Regions from separate parts of the Homo sapiens genome. Here regions 1 and 2 are each linked to region 3. A link is a contact called in ENCODE Hi-C or POLR2A ChIA-PET data. All regions are on one chromosome and are shown on one strand. Each heading gives the region's core, a stretch centred on a gene start or an enhancer-like site at or near the end of the contact. The rest is flanking DNA. Distances are from core to core; before and after follow the strand shown.

What was found. A loop is a pair of places that touch in the nucleus more often than their neighbours do. ChIA-PET counts read pairs that join two places held with the same protein, here RNA polymerase II (POLR2A). Pooled maps may share reads with other maps.
Region 1: a loop to region 3 is called in a map of chondrocyte, with 3 times the contacts of the local background. The contact joins two enhancer-like sites. A Hi-C loop is called at or near these places in 1 of 168 maps with a recorded cell type or tissue (chondrocyte). POLR2A ChIA-PET finds 5 or more read pairs at or near these places in 1 of 52 experiments (PC-9).
Region 2: a map of chondrocyte shows a loop between it and region 3 (5-fold over the local background). The contact joins two enhancer-like sites. A Hi-C loop is called at or near these places in 5 of 168 maps with a recorded cell type or tissue (aorta, ascending aorta, chondrocyte and 1 more) and 6 of 50 pooled maps. POLR2A ChIA-PET finds 5 or more read pairs at or near these places in 1 of 52 experiments (WTC11).

The regions. Positions count from the first base shown.
Region 1 is chr13:109,179,657-109,183,983 of GRCh38, forward strand. All of the region lies in intron 34 of MYO16 (myosin XVI), which reads left to right. LOC124903207 (a long non-coding RNA gene) reads right to left here. Exons shown (of 2, transcript XR_007063864.1): 2 at 2,133-4,327. Among named protein-coding and RNA genes, the nearest start is that of MYO16-AS1, 15 kb to the left of the region's middle. Within about 2 kb of position 1,440, at least 2 of the 41 ENCODE cell types and tissues checked have a DNase peak (open chromatin) inside an H3K27ac peak, as active enhancers do.
Region 2 is chr13:109,153,986-109,158,345 of GRCh38, forward strand. The region is part of intron 32 of MYO16 (myosin XVI); the gene reads left to right. The region is part of intron 1 of LOC105370356 (a long non-coding RNA gene); the gene reads right to left. Among named protein-coding and RNA genes, the nearest start is that of MYO16-AS1, 11 kb to the right of the region's middle. RefSeq lists enhancers at 1,666-2,865, 2,273-2,823, 2,824-3,373. Within about 2 kb of position 2,411, at least 15 of the 41 ENCODE cell types and tissues checked have a DNase peak (open chromatin) inside an H3K27ac peak, as active enhancers do; they include ascending aorta, where a contact is called at or near this core.
Region 3 is chr13:109,451,270-109,456,082 of GRCh38, forward strand. No RefSeq gene overlaps it. Among named protein-coding and RNA genes, the nearest start is that of LINC00399, 53 kb to the left of the region's middle. RefSeq lists an enhancer at 3,384-3,659. Within about 2 kb of position 3,047, at least 2 of the 41 ENCODE cell types and tissues checked have a DNase peak (open chromatin) inside an H3K27ac peak, as active enhancers do; they include ascending aorta, where a contact is called at or near this core.

The sequences.
Region 1 (4,327 bases), core at 190-2,689, 270 kb before region 3:
TGTGCAGTGACAAATGGAATTAAGTTATGACAAGGCATTCATTAACTTGTTACCAATAGATGCTCTGTGTGGACTGGAGGGCTCAGCTGTTCTCACCTCTGCCCTGCACTCCTTCAGCTGAATGGTCTTCTCTCTCCACCTCAGCTGACTGCAATTTTCTGCTTGTTTCCAAAATAAGGAATAATGTCCAAAACAACTAAAACATAATAGTTTTAAATGAAATATTGTAGATTTAATTTATATTGTGGTACTTTAAAATTATTCTCGGGTGAAGATGATATTAAATCTGCTGAATGAAGTTGCTATGCATTTGACCTTGGCTAAAATAGGATGACTCTTAGTGACCACACCTGGGAATAAAATGCTTGAACCACCTGTGGTTTCATGGCATGCATCTTATCTCAGTTATGACATTCATTTCCATGTAATTCACATTCATTTAAAATATGACATATGATGAGAACATGGTAAAATCAAAATGAGATTGCAGTCCACAAAACTGTTTGGAGGTGCATTACTGATTGCATGTAAATGTTTTATGTGTCTCTTCCTAACAATTTCACCAAAATAAACAAGATTATCACTTCAAGAAGAAGAAAAAAAGAACCCATTTGTGCTTCTAGAAAGTGAAAGAATTTATATTATAGAATGTACTGTTTTATTTTCCTTTTATGTTGAATTTTAAAATATACTTTAAATAATTGTCTTTAAAATATATAATGTTGCATTCAAGGTGATGCACAAACCACCCATTAGAGAGACTTTGTTATCAATATATTAACAGACTATTGCTTTAGCAACAGGATTCTCATTTTATCTAAAGTTACAGCACAATTTTTATGTCAAACATCTACATAAAAGTCTAAAATAACCTCAGCCAAGTATCCAGATGTTTCCACGAAATCAACTATACAGCTAATGATCAGCTTTCCTTGGAATATTTAGCATTATAGAGGCATGGCCATATTATCAGCTGAGATTTTTCTAAATAACACTGATGAGGTAGTGAGAAAAATCAATAGTTTGAATCTTAAGAATAAATCTTACAGTAGGCAATCTTCTGAAATCACTTGCACTGATATCCAGGCACTGAAATAGAAAGAAAATGCTGATTGGTTGCAATAATAGATTGTCCTAATCTTCCCTCTATTCCTTAGAGATGCATCTACTTTACCTTGTAAGCATCACAGATGCTTCCTCTGAGATCATGCACAGGGGAACCTCCTGGTCATGAACACTGGTTTGATTTTTGTATTGGAGGCCTGACTCCTGTACATTACAACACAACGCTGGGCCATCTGACATCCTTTCCAGGCCTGCCCCCTGTACATTACAACACAATGCTAGGCCATCTGACATCCTTTCCAGGCCTGCCCCTGCAATGTGGTTCTTAGACAAAGGGAGTCATTTGAAAGACGGTGTATATAGTAGGGTGCTTTGTGACTTTTCCTCTGTGTTTGGCTAAGAATCAAAGAGAGATGAGAAAGGTCATCGGGAATCATTTTCCATTCTCAGATTTCAAAGAGGCCTTGTTTTCAAATGCAGACATCCCTGATGAGGCAGGAACTGCCAGTCATCTTGGGGCACATTCTTTTTCTCAAGGAAACTGAAAACCATGCTTATTTTCTTCCATGCAAATTGTGGGCACTCACGTGATGAGACAGATTCCTTACTGGTGAGAAGCTGTAAGAGTTATGTGAAACTATGTGTTGAATGGCTTTCAGAATTTATTGCTCATGTGACATTTATACAAGAAGTATGGACACATGCAGGGAACCAGCTTTTTAGCTTTTCTACTAATGCAATTAAATAGAAATTCTATAAAATCCAGTCCTGGACAGATTGGGCACGTAGCAGTAAAATTAAATGGTGACCAAAAATGAAATTTCTCTTTAAGGATGTCTATATTTTCATTAGCCTCATCAGCAGTTTTAATAAACTCCCTTCAAGGAAGATAAAATGTCTGGGCGTTATGGTAGATAAAGAAAAGAGAAAATAGAGTCAGTGATTTGCCAAAGATCATATGGAAAATTCACTGAGTCCACAGTTTGAATGGAAATCAAGATCATATGTTCCGTTTCTGAGAATGAACTTATCATAACCCATTAAAAGAAATGCAGGAGTCATTCAACTGTTTCATAAAATTTATTTATTTATTTATTTTATTTTATTTTTTTTTTTGAGACAGAGTTTAACTCTTGTTGCCCAGGCTGGAGTGCAATGGGATGATCTCAGCTCACTGCAACCTCCACCTCCCGGTTCAAGTGATTCTCCTATCTCAGCCTCCCAAGTAGCTGGGATTACAGGTGTGCACCACCACACCCAGCTAATTTTGTATTTTTAGTAGAGATGGAGTTTCATCATGTTGGTCAGGCTGGTCTCAAACTCCTGACCTCAGTGATCCGTCCGCCTCGGCCTCCCAAAGTGCTGGGATTACAGGCGGGAGCCACTGCACCTGGCCTGTTTCATAAAACATAAAGAATTTTTGGTTCAAAAATAAAAGTCTTCAGTAGCCATAATGGACATTTGTGATTTGGCTTTTTCCTGCCAGTCTCACATTTCAGTTTCGCACCTACCACGATGAAAATACAAGGGAAGGGACTCCCTCTTCCTCCCCTGCTTTGACAGCTGGACAAACACATGTAAGATGGGCTCAGTTAACCTACCTACGATGGATGCAGAGTGAGGGACATATAATGGAAGGGACAACAATTGACCTGGCTCCATGGGGTGACATTGGGCAGTAGTGGCTCCATGCAGCACCAGCAGAAGAATATTAGTCGGAGAAGAACTTTGCTCAGAGCACGCCAGCCATCAGCCCCTGAATCCACCTCACCCACTCGCCAGACCTTTTTGTCGAAGTTCATGTCCTTCCTTAGCCTTCCAATGAAGCCTCTACCTGCCTGAGATGTCCAAGGTTAGTTTTCTTTGCTTAGAAATCAGAATTTTGACTAATATACACATTTAATTTTATTGTTACTATCTATAAAGTTTTACATCCAAACAAGTATTTTTTTCACTAAGTGTACAAACTCTTCATTTGTTCTCAAAATAGATGCAAAACATTTTCTGATAGGGCTGGAGCCTTAATATACGGTGGTTGTTTATGTAAAAAAAATATAGAAAATATAGTTGATGTTGTACTGCATTATAACTTTATTAATTTGAAAACTATAATGGCTTTATATAAAAGTAGTGAAAATTAATTTTACATAAAATGTTTGAAACTAGCAAAAGCTGGGACATTTGCTGCGCTGTGCATGGGGCTGTGTTCCTTTGCACTTCCCAAGCACTGGGCATGAATAAAACTGGCTGTGAGATACGACATCATGGAATTCCACACACTGGCCCTTGAGGGAGCTTTGTGGCAGTTCCCAGGACTCAAATCTAGAATTTCGTAGGTTATAGTATTTTATAGTAGCTTTGGAATTAAACAGCATTTATGAAAAGAATATGACATTTATCTACTTACCATTTTATGAGATTTTACTTTTTTTAAAAGTTTATGCTATTTGGCGTGATGCAATCCTTTAGAAGTAACTCGGTGGTGAGAAGCTAAGCGGCGGTGGGGGGGAATGCTGACAGCATCAGCCAGCCAAGAATGACTTCTTCGCATTTTTTGCCATGATGGCAATCCTCTGCCGACTCAGAGGGCCAGGTAACCTGACACAGGAAGCCCACGATTTATAAATAGAGCAAAAGCATGAAAGTCACAGGGAGGTGGGAGGATGGCCTGAAGGCAGAATGATGGCAGAAGGGGACGCAGAAACAAAAATGCTTGGTACTTGCCCTTGGCATAAAAATTTCTAGTTACACATCTGTTTAGGGGTCCACACTTGACATTGAGAAATGAGCTGTTTAATTGTTTCATTAAGCATAGGCTATCTCTATTTATGTTACTATTTTAACTCTACCACCTTTTCTTCATGCCTTATTCTTCTTCTCAGCAGTCTGCTCTCCACAGTAATATCATGTGCTTTATGTTCTTTTATTTTCATTATGGGCATTTATCATATTTCTTGCCAAGTTTTTAAAAATATTCTTTTGTTTTTGTAAAGAACATAAAAAGTTATTATGCATATTGATCATATTCAGGTATTCATCGTAAGAAACCATTCATGGTCTTTGATAAACTAATGGCAATCTGGGACCCAAGATCTTAATAAATATCCAGCTCACTCCTGCCATAGCTGCCGATGAAAGCCATAATAAGATCAATATGCAATTGATTCACATCAAAAAGCAAATTGTTATGTGGTTTGCTTTACTGAATGATCAAATAAACCTTTTTGTAATGTCATATAAAAACAAAGTTAAGAGTTGCAGA
Region 2 (4,360 bases), core at 1,161-3,660, 300 kb before region 3:
AATTGGGTCACGTGAGCACGTAAAGAATTAGTCACTCCAGCCAATCTACCACCAGAAAGAGATGCAACCGCTACGGCTATCAAAGACACGGTCCATGTAGCTCTTCCAGAATTTCGAGAAGAATTTGAATCTCCATAGATATTTTAAATTTATTTTTCAAGGCCTCCGAGCTCCTGGCTGGGAGCCAGTGAGTGTGGGCAGGTGGGCTATGCTTCAGCTGGTGTCCACAGGTGCTGCCACACTCTTATTAAAATATGGAAATGTCTTGATGCCAGCTGGTGCAGGGCTGCTGCCCTGAGCTCTCAAGGTCCCCACGTCCATCCCACCGCCTTGGGTGGCCTGGCCCGGGCCTGCCACGTTTCTCCTTGGTGAAATGTTGACACAGCAAAATGCTCAAGGTCGATGACTCATGCTCGTTCCGATGGGCCCTGGTCTGTGTCTTTTTTTGTTATTAAGTACTTTAGATGGGTAAATTGGTAATGAGTTCTGAGCAAGGGATTTGAAAAGACCTCACATCCACCACTGCTGTAATTTTTCTTTTTCTTTCTTTCTGTTTTCTTTAATTTTTGCTGTTTCTTTTTTAGCAGAGGACAGGCACCACTAGCTTACCATCCAGGCTGTAGGTGTCACCAACACGAAACACTCCCAACAGAAGAGCAGGGACGTTATCTTCTCACCTTTGCCTTCTGGGGAAAGTGAGGAGGAACCATTTCCCTCCAGGAAAACATATGTTGCTGACACCGACCGCGTACTTGGCCACACATCGTGGCTCAGGACTCCTGGATTTACGTTACCACCTGGCATTGAGGAAATGTAAAAATAACAGCAATATAAATAACCTCATGACCTATAAAAGTATGCATGAGGAATGGGGCTCTGGGCCAAGCAGGCATGTTGTTTAGGTATTGCATACTCGGCTAATTATGAAAAAAAAAAAAAAAAAAAAAAAAAAGCTACCCAAGTACAAGAAAAGGAAAGGGATTGAAGTGATTTTTTCCCCTTTATGGCAGGGACAGAATAAATGGGCAAAAAAGGATTCAGTTAGTTAAATTTAAAAGGAAATTGGCACAACTTAATTTTCTGTGCATTTTTGGGTACTGAAAACCTTATTTATACTGACAGTCATTTTTTAGCTTTACTATCAATGCATTCTTCCCTTGCTCAGCACATATGTTGTTGAAGACATCGCTCTGTTTCCTACTTCAGTTGGTGTTTTCTAGCACAAACCATCTCCTTCGACTTGGCGGGGGGGTGGGTGACAAGAGTTAGGAGTGAAGGAGGAGCAGACATTTCCATTCCTCCCCGCTTAACCTGGAGGATAAGTATCTGCGGCACTCGCTACCAGAGAAGAATGCTTAAAACATAAGTTCAAGAGGAATTTCGATCTACTCCAGGGTGGTGATTTCATAAGGGGTTATTAACAAGTAGGAAGGAATGTCGGGAGCCCAGCCCGAGACATTTAAAGTCAGTAGAGGGCCGGGCAAATCCAGTTTCTCAGCACACGCAACCTTTCCAAGGTCTGCAGTGATGTATTTTTCTGTTTCTTAAGTAATCAATGCTTATAGAAATATGACCTGTCCACATAGTGTGGGTAACAGCTGTGTCACAAGAGTAACTGCCTGGGAACCCAGTTCTCTTCCCAGATCTCCATCACCACTAGACTCAGACGCCCTCTCTTGATATATTTCTGCAAGCATTCACAAAGGGATGATAAAATCTGTTGCACGTTTTCAAAAGGCAATTAGAATTGTGCTGTTCAAAACATGCATAATTGCAGTGTGTCACCTCCATGAGTTTAACACATTTCCCCTGTAGCAGTCTCCACTCTCCTCACATCCACCCATCTCCACTGAACTCTCTCTTCTTGAGTTTCAGATTAGCCTCTGTGGTTCTTTACATCTGAAATTCGTCTTTCTGAGAGGCAATAACACAAATATTTGGATTATGCTATCATGGAAAGGAAAGAAAATTCTATCATGTAAAAGAAAAAACATATTATGTAAAAGAAAACAAATCACTTCCTAGAAGCTTATAAAGTAGGATGCAGGTCGACTTGAGAGGGGTGTCAAAGCCCTGTTTGCATTTCTTCCTCATGTGCAGTAATACAGGGTTTCAGAGAAATCTATATTTTAGAGATTTAAAAGGAGTTGCCCTGTGTAACACAAACTAGATTTGGTTTAACACAAGCTAGACGCCAATTTCAGGTCGAAGTGCTTGTATCCAAATTTAATTACGCACCATCTATGTGTATCTGCAAGCGCTGTCGAGCTGCGACTTCTAAATTTTACAAACGAGAACTTGAGAAGTGGTGGGAGCCTGCCAGGCACCTCTCTCTGCATTTGTACTTTTCCTTAATGCCAAGTAGGAAAAAACAAGCACATTCCCTTCATGCAATAGCCTTTCTGAAGAGGAATTTTCCTATAGAGTTTCAGAATGAGTTATAGCCAGTATGAGTAATGAGTTTAAAATGTATTTTCACATTTTTTATGCCTTACATAGCACTCTCAGTATTAAGTCAGCCAAACAGCTATAGTTTGTTTTTCTCCTGCGTTACTGAAACCCGGATCCCATCTCATAGGATTCTAAAATACACTCTAATCTGATCTCTAGCGCAGGTACCTAAGAGAAAAGTGGTGTTTTCAGCATCTTGTTGGGGAAACATTCCATGGCTCCTTTCTCTCCCCTGCTTCCTGGCCTTTCCCCAGCACTGACGCTGTCAGCCGCCCTGCGTGCCACACAGTCCTGCCCTCTGCCAAGGCTCCTGGCCTGCAGCCCCTCCTGCAAGCCCACATCTGCCCTCCTGCACGCCCACATCTGCCCTCCTGCACGGCAGTCACCTGGGCGTCCCCTCCTGCTACCTCCTCACACTCGAGAGTGTCTCTTCCTTGAAAATTTCTCCTTCCTGAGAGATTTTTAAGTCTCTCCTAGCTGTTTCCTTTCCAGTCCTAATAAATTCTCTTCTTCAAAAAATTGCCACTCAATTTAATCCTCAGGCCTGCGGCTGTCACTTCAAAGTCAACAAGTACAACCCCAGATGCACCCTGCTCTTCAGGTGGGAGCTGCTGCTCTGAACCACGCCCCAGCTGTGGTCCCCATCAGGTCCCAGTTCTCCCGCTCAGTGGGATTGAACTCAGCTTCCTCCTGCCTTTCCACTCCTCCTTCTGCTTCCCCAGCCTCTCCCCTGACTCTCTTTCTACTTCTAATCTCTCCTCAAGGTCCATTCAGCTGTATACTTTCTTTGCTAGATTAGTATTTACAAAAAAAAAAAAAAAAAAAAAAAAAAACCTTATTCTTCACAGCATGCCCTTGCTCAAAATACTTGCTGGAACCCAGTCCTGTGATGCTCATAGACTCCAAAGCTCTCTGCTCCCACTTCCCGGTGCGGAGGTGTGGGCAGAGCCAGCCTCCCCTCCCTCACGAGTGCAGTCAGCTCTGCCTCTGCGGCATTCCCTTCCTTTTCCCTCCCCCTCTCCACATTCCGTCCTCAACTCAAAATCCACTGCTTCTTCCTCCTGCCTACACAACAAAGGCTCACCTGGCTGCTCCAGCCCACTCTGACCTCTCCTAAGAATTCCTAGAGCATTTTGCAGAGCTCCCATCCCAGCCCCCTGGCCCTTTGCAACCTTAACACATGCCTTGAAGGCACCTTGAAGACAGTCCCCCTTAGAGCTGAGTCACCACAGAGAAGCCTGGGGAAAAGCACCCCTTAGAATGCACCCTGGATGTCCCTGTCACATGGGTTGGCATTATAAGTGTCAAAGGCTTTAACAAGTGAATAAAACCGTCAAAATTAGCTCAGCTGAGCAGGATGCGAGTCCCACAGTGATGCGTCAGATTCTTCATTCTTCTATACCCCTCAGGATAGATGTAGTCCCTTTTCTTCTTGCACTTACCCGGTCGTCATAAATTCTTGTCATCTGCCGTGCTCCATAACCCCTCTAAAATGTGAGCACTCAATGGATTGTTTCTTTCGGACGAATATTTCTTTAAGTTCTAAAGTAAATCTTAGCACCAGGTTTGGACCTTGTAGGACGTGAATACCTGTTGAATCAGTGGAGAGCTCCCTAGCTTGGGGGAGGAATATAGTTTGCTCATGGTCCACCCCTCTTCCTTTCTTCTTCATTCAGCTCTCATGTTCCCCAGAGTGGCCACTGCGCTCCAGGGCATCTCTTTGCCTTCCCAGGGCTGAACCACGTGCTGTCCGTTCTGCCAGGTTTCTTGTCACTCTTGGTTTGGAGCAAGGACTCATCTTAACTCCCATTATGCTCCCTGTCTTTCTCCAGCTCTCCCAGAATTATTCAAGGACATTTCTCTCTCCCCACTAAGAAACGTCTCTCCACTCTTGCAGAGTTTTTGCATT
Region 3 (4,813 bases), core at 1,797-4,296:
CAGCTACCAAACCACTTTCCACAGTGGCTATACCCTTTGATGCTCTTGCCAGGCGTGCATGAGCATTTGGGGGAATCAACAGTCTCACAGTCATTCACTGTTAATGGTCTTTTCAACTTTAGCTACTTTAGTGGTTGTGGAGTTGTATCTCATTATGGTTTGAATGTGCATTTGCTAATAACTAATGAGGACACAACATTCCAAGAAGAAATAATAACATTTTTGAAGACCCTAAAGCAAAAAAGGAGTGTTTTTTGAAATTTCTTATATGTGATTGTATAGAAAATATGTATATAAATATTATTAGCATTTCAGATTATATCTTTCTAGATCTTTCTCTCTCCACACACACACACATTTATTTAGTATAATTTTTTAATGTTTTTCTAGTAATATGTTATATGAATAACCATAACTGGTGCAGCCAAATCCCTAATTTTTGATATTTCCTAGTGCCTTTGTCCTTTTACTCTTTGCTCTGAAATTTGTTTGGGTAGAACTAGAGTAGCCCATCTCCTAAAATGTGGTCTCTCTTGGGTTGTGATTAAATGCCCTGGATATTCTGGGAGGTATCTTCTCTCTGGCTGGCTGGAATTTCCGTCTTCCAGCACCCTGTGGTGCCAGCATCCCCTGCAGCTTACAACTTCCCAGAGCTGTGCTTTTCCAGGCCCCAGGGATTCCACCCTACCTACACATGCACAGCTTAGCACTTGGCTAAAGACTTGAGAAAACCCTGCACATTTTTTTTTTTGTCTCTTCACTGCACAGCTTTCTCCTCTCCAGCGTGCTGCACTAGAATTCCAGCCACTCCAGAAGCCTCCAATCCTGCCTCACTTGGGCTCCACATTCCTGCCTCTTGGTCCACAAAGGGCCTATAGCAGAACACCGGGAGGATTATGGGGCAAACTGTGTGCATTTCTCTTCTCTCCAGGAACACAATCCTCTGCTTCTTGTCTGACACCTGAAAATAGTTGCTTCCTATATTTTGTGTAGTTTTGTAGTTACTTACACCAAGGGGGCTAGTCTGGTACCAGTTACTTTATCACATTCAAAAGTTATCTTCTTGTTTTTTTGTAAAATGAATTTGTCATAAAAAGTAAATCTTCAGTGGACATACATATAGCTCTATAGCTGTATCTCTACAGACACCTCAAATAATTTTCTTTATCTATTGAAAGTAATAATGCTGAGTCAAGATGTACAGTTTTTGAAATTTGTCTCCTATTTGTGCTAGTCTTTCAGTTATACCCTGGCTTGCTTCAACAGTAAATAGGCAATTTTTAATAATTACTTTCTAATTATAATGAAAATAAATACATGTAAACTGTACATTTTTTCCCAAGGAGTAAAGCAGAACTATAATGAAACAGAAATTTTTCTTCTGGATCAATACTCATCATCTTTAGAAAGAAAAAAAATTAATAGTTTTCTTCTGTATGTTTCAAAATTTTCTAGTTCTAAACATTCAAATGTGCAGTTTTTCTGCTTTTTTTTCATACAAATGGAAATATATTTTTGCATTCTTGTGCAATTTTTAAAAAGTAACAAAATATACTGAATAAATTTTTATATTAGCACAAATGTAGCTATCACATTTTAAAAAAACCTATAAATTATTCTTTCTACATGCACCATAATTTAATTAATAAGTTTCCCATTGATATGGTTTGGTTGTGTCCCCACTGAAATCTCATATTGAATTCCCATTTGTTGTGGGAGGGACCCAGCATGAGGTAATTGAATCATGGGGTCAGGTCTTTCCCAACTGTTCTCATGATAGTGAATAAGTCTCACAAGATCTGATGGTTTTAAAAACGGGAGTTTCCCTGCACAAGCTCTCATTCTTTCTTGCCGCCACCATGTAAGAAGTGCCTTTTACCTTCTGCCATGATTGTGAGACCTCCCCAGCCACGTGGAACTGTAAGTCCATTACACCTATTGTTCTTCCCACTCTTGGGCATGTCTTTGTCAGCAGCATGAAAACAGATTAGTACACCTATTGATGGACATTTATGCTGTTTTCAGTTTCTTTCAGTATTTTAAATAATGCTACAAGGAAAATTCGGTGCAGGCCTTCATGTAGACATAGTAATATACCTGTAAGGTAAATTTCCCAAAGTAAAATTGGAAGACCAAAGTAAATATGCATTGCATTTTGACAGACATTGGAAAAATGCTCTCCAAAGAGATTCCACCAACTTACACTCACACCAACAGCAAATGAGACCATCTGTTGGCCCACATCCTGTGCACAGTGTGAAAGATCAACTTTCCAATCTTTGCCAATCTGATAGGTTTTAAAAAATAGCATCTCATTTCGATTTGTGATTTAATTATGCATGAGATTATGCTTCTTTCTTTTTCTTCATATTGGTGTATGTTTGAACTGCTTATTCGTATCCTTTAAATAATAAACTGTAGTGGGGTCAAGCTGGGCCTGGTAGCTACTGCTGATGCTATTGAATTATGGTGAGTTAATCTAAGCAAGAAGCTCATGGGCCATGTAATTCACCCCAAGAAATGTTTCTGAAGTTGTACGGGTTTTTTTGGCATTGATTACAGGTTTAACGACTTTTACTCTCAAAATGCTTAATTCACATTACATATGTGTGTATGTTTGATTACACCAATGTTTCTGCATACTACTGCAAAATACTCTTTAAAATCTGGGGTCACATCCTGTTTCACAGATCTGATAATGAGTAAAGCCAAACTCTTAGCTCATGTTTGGGTATCTGGCCTCCATTAAGCTGCTGTCTCTATTACCACATAGTCCATTCAACATTCTCTCAATGTCTTGGAGGTGTTAGGGCAGAGGCTGGCACTGTACGTATTAATAAGATGTCCGGCTTAGTGACAGGAGGTCTTGTTTATTATAATGAACAAATGAAGGTGTTTCAAGTATATTTATGTGGCTGCTTAAGAGCCAACCTCCACTGCTGTGAGACTTAGTAAGAGGTGGCTACCAAGGACCTGCTCCTGCAAGCCTGTTCCCAGGCTCCCCCAAGCATGGCTCTGGGACACGGTGAGAGCTTTCTGTGAGCTTGTGTGAGACTCAGTCCCAGACAGAGGCTGCCTCCCACTTCTCAGCTGAATCCTGGGCTTTGGAAACCCTATTGTGTGCCAATATAATCAACCTACACATGATGTCACAAGACAGAGAAAACACTATAAATGGTATCCAAGTTCATGGCACTGAGTCTCCAAGGGCTGTGAGAGAAAAGGTTGGTAATGCTGGCATGATTGCTTGGCTGAAAGAAGGGCCATGGCAGGAAAGATGTAACTGAACTGAAGATGCAGCCACTGCTTCAACGTAAGACCTCACCTCGTTAATTTGGGTGATCAGAAAAGCAGACATTACCTCCTCCTGTCAATCGCCTTATTTTGGTGAATTCTTAAATAGCCTCTTAGCCACTGTTGTGACTCAATAATTGTGACCTTCTAACAGTTACCATGGAAAGAATTCCTAGATTATAAATAATGACAATGTGAGTTTCCTAGTTACCAAGTGTATTTATAAAATGAATTCCAAAGGTACATGACATTTAATTCCAGCCTATTTTTAGACACTAAAGGATAATAAAGGAAAATACTTTTTTTCCAGAAGAGGAAGAATTGTAACATTTTTCCAAATCTAGTTATAGAGCAGCACATCTATATGACTATAAGGAAAAAAAGGGGGGTTTTAGTAATATACTGTCCTTGGCAATTTAAAGGGAGCATTTACAATAATACAGATTTCACAATTAAATGGAGTCTCCAAAATCATGTATAGAATTTGATCTATACAAATTATCTTGGAAATAAAAAGATATAGTGTCCTTTAATAATTTTTTAAACACATAAATTGGGAAGACTTTTATGCCTTCTACTTTACAAAGTATTTCTTATTAAAGGAAATCATTATGTTTCATAAAGAACTCTTTCTTATTTTTTTTAATAGACATGATAGGGTCTTGCTGTGTTGGCAAGGTTAGTCTTGAACTCCTGGTCTCAAGCGATCCTCCCATCTTGGCCTCCCAAAGTGCTGGAATTACAGGACTGAGCCACTGTCCCTGGCCCTTCATAAAGAACTCTCGGAAGCACAAGTTTACCTAGTCAAAGAGTTACAATCCAAGAAAGAGGAGTGAAGATTCTGAAGGAATACATTACAAAAAAGAAAAGCTACTAAATGGTGTCTAAATCACATTTTAGTGTGCTGCAGAAATGACAGTTCAAAAAAAATTAGAGCAATGGAAATACAATAATTTTTATGTCCTGTCTAGTATTTTGTCTTTTCCAAACACTGTTCCAGGAGATACTTCAAAGAAGTTGATGTATAATGTTTCTTAGACTTGCATGCAATGGTCTCATAATTGAAACATTTTCTTCTTTCTGAATCTTGAATCAAATCCTATCTCTTGTCCATACTCTGAAACATGAAATTTGAGAATGGCTATGGTCCCTTTCTCCATCTTGAAAGCCAGCAACAGCAAATGGAGTCCTCCTCACATTGCTTAATTCACATTCTGTGATCACATCACCGTGACCTCTTCCATCCCAAGTCTCCCCCAGACTCTCACCTCCTGCCTTCTTCTCCCTCCGATGATGACCCTTGTGGTGACCTTGGTTCCACCTGGATAACCGAGGATACTCTCTCCATCTCAAGATCTTTAGCTTTTAACTTAATCACATCAGTAAAATCCATTTGCCACTAAGGTAGAACATACACAAGTTCTGGAGATCAGGATGTGGACCTCTTTGGAGAGGGGGACCATTATTCTGCCTGCCACAAGCATTTGTTTATTCTCTCAAAAATATTTCTTGAATATCT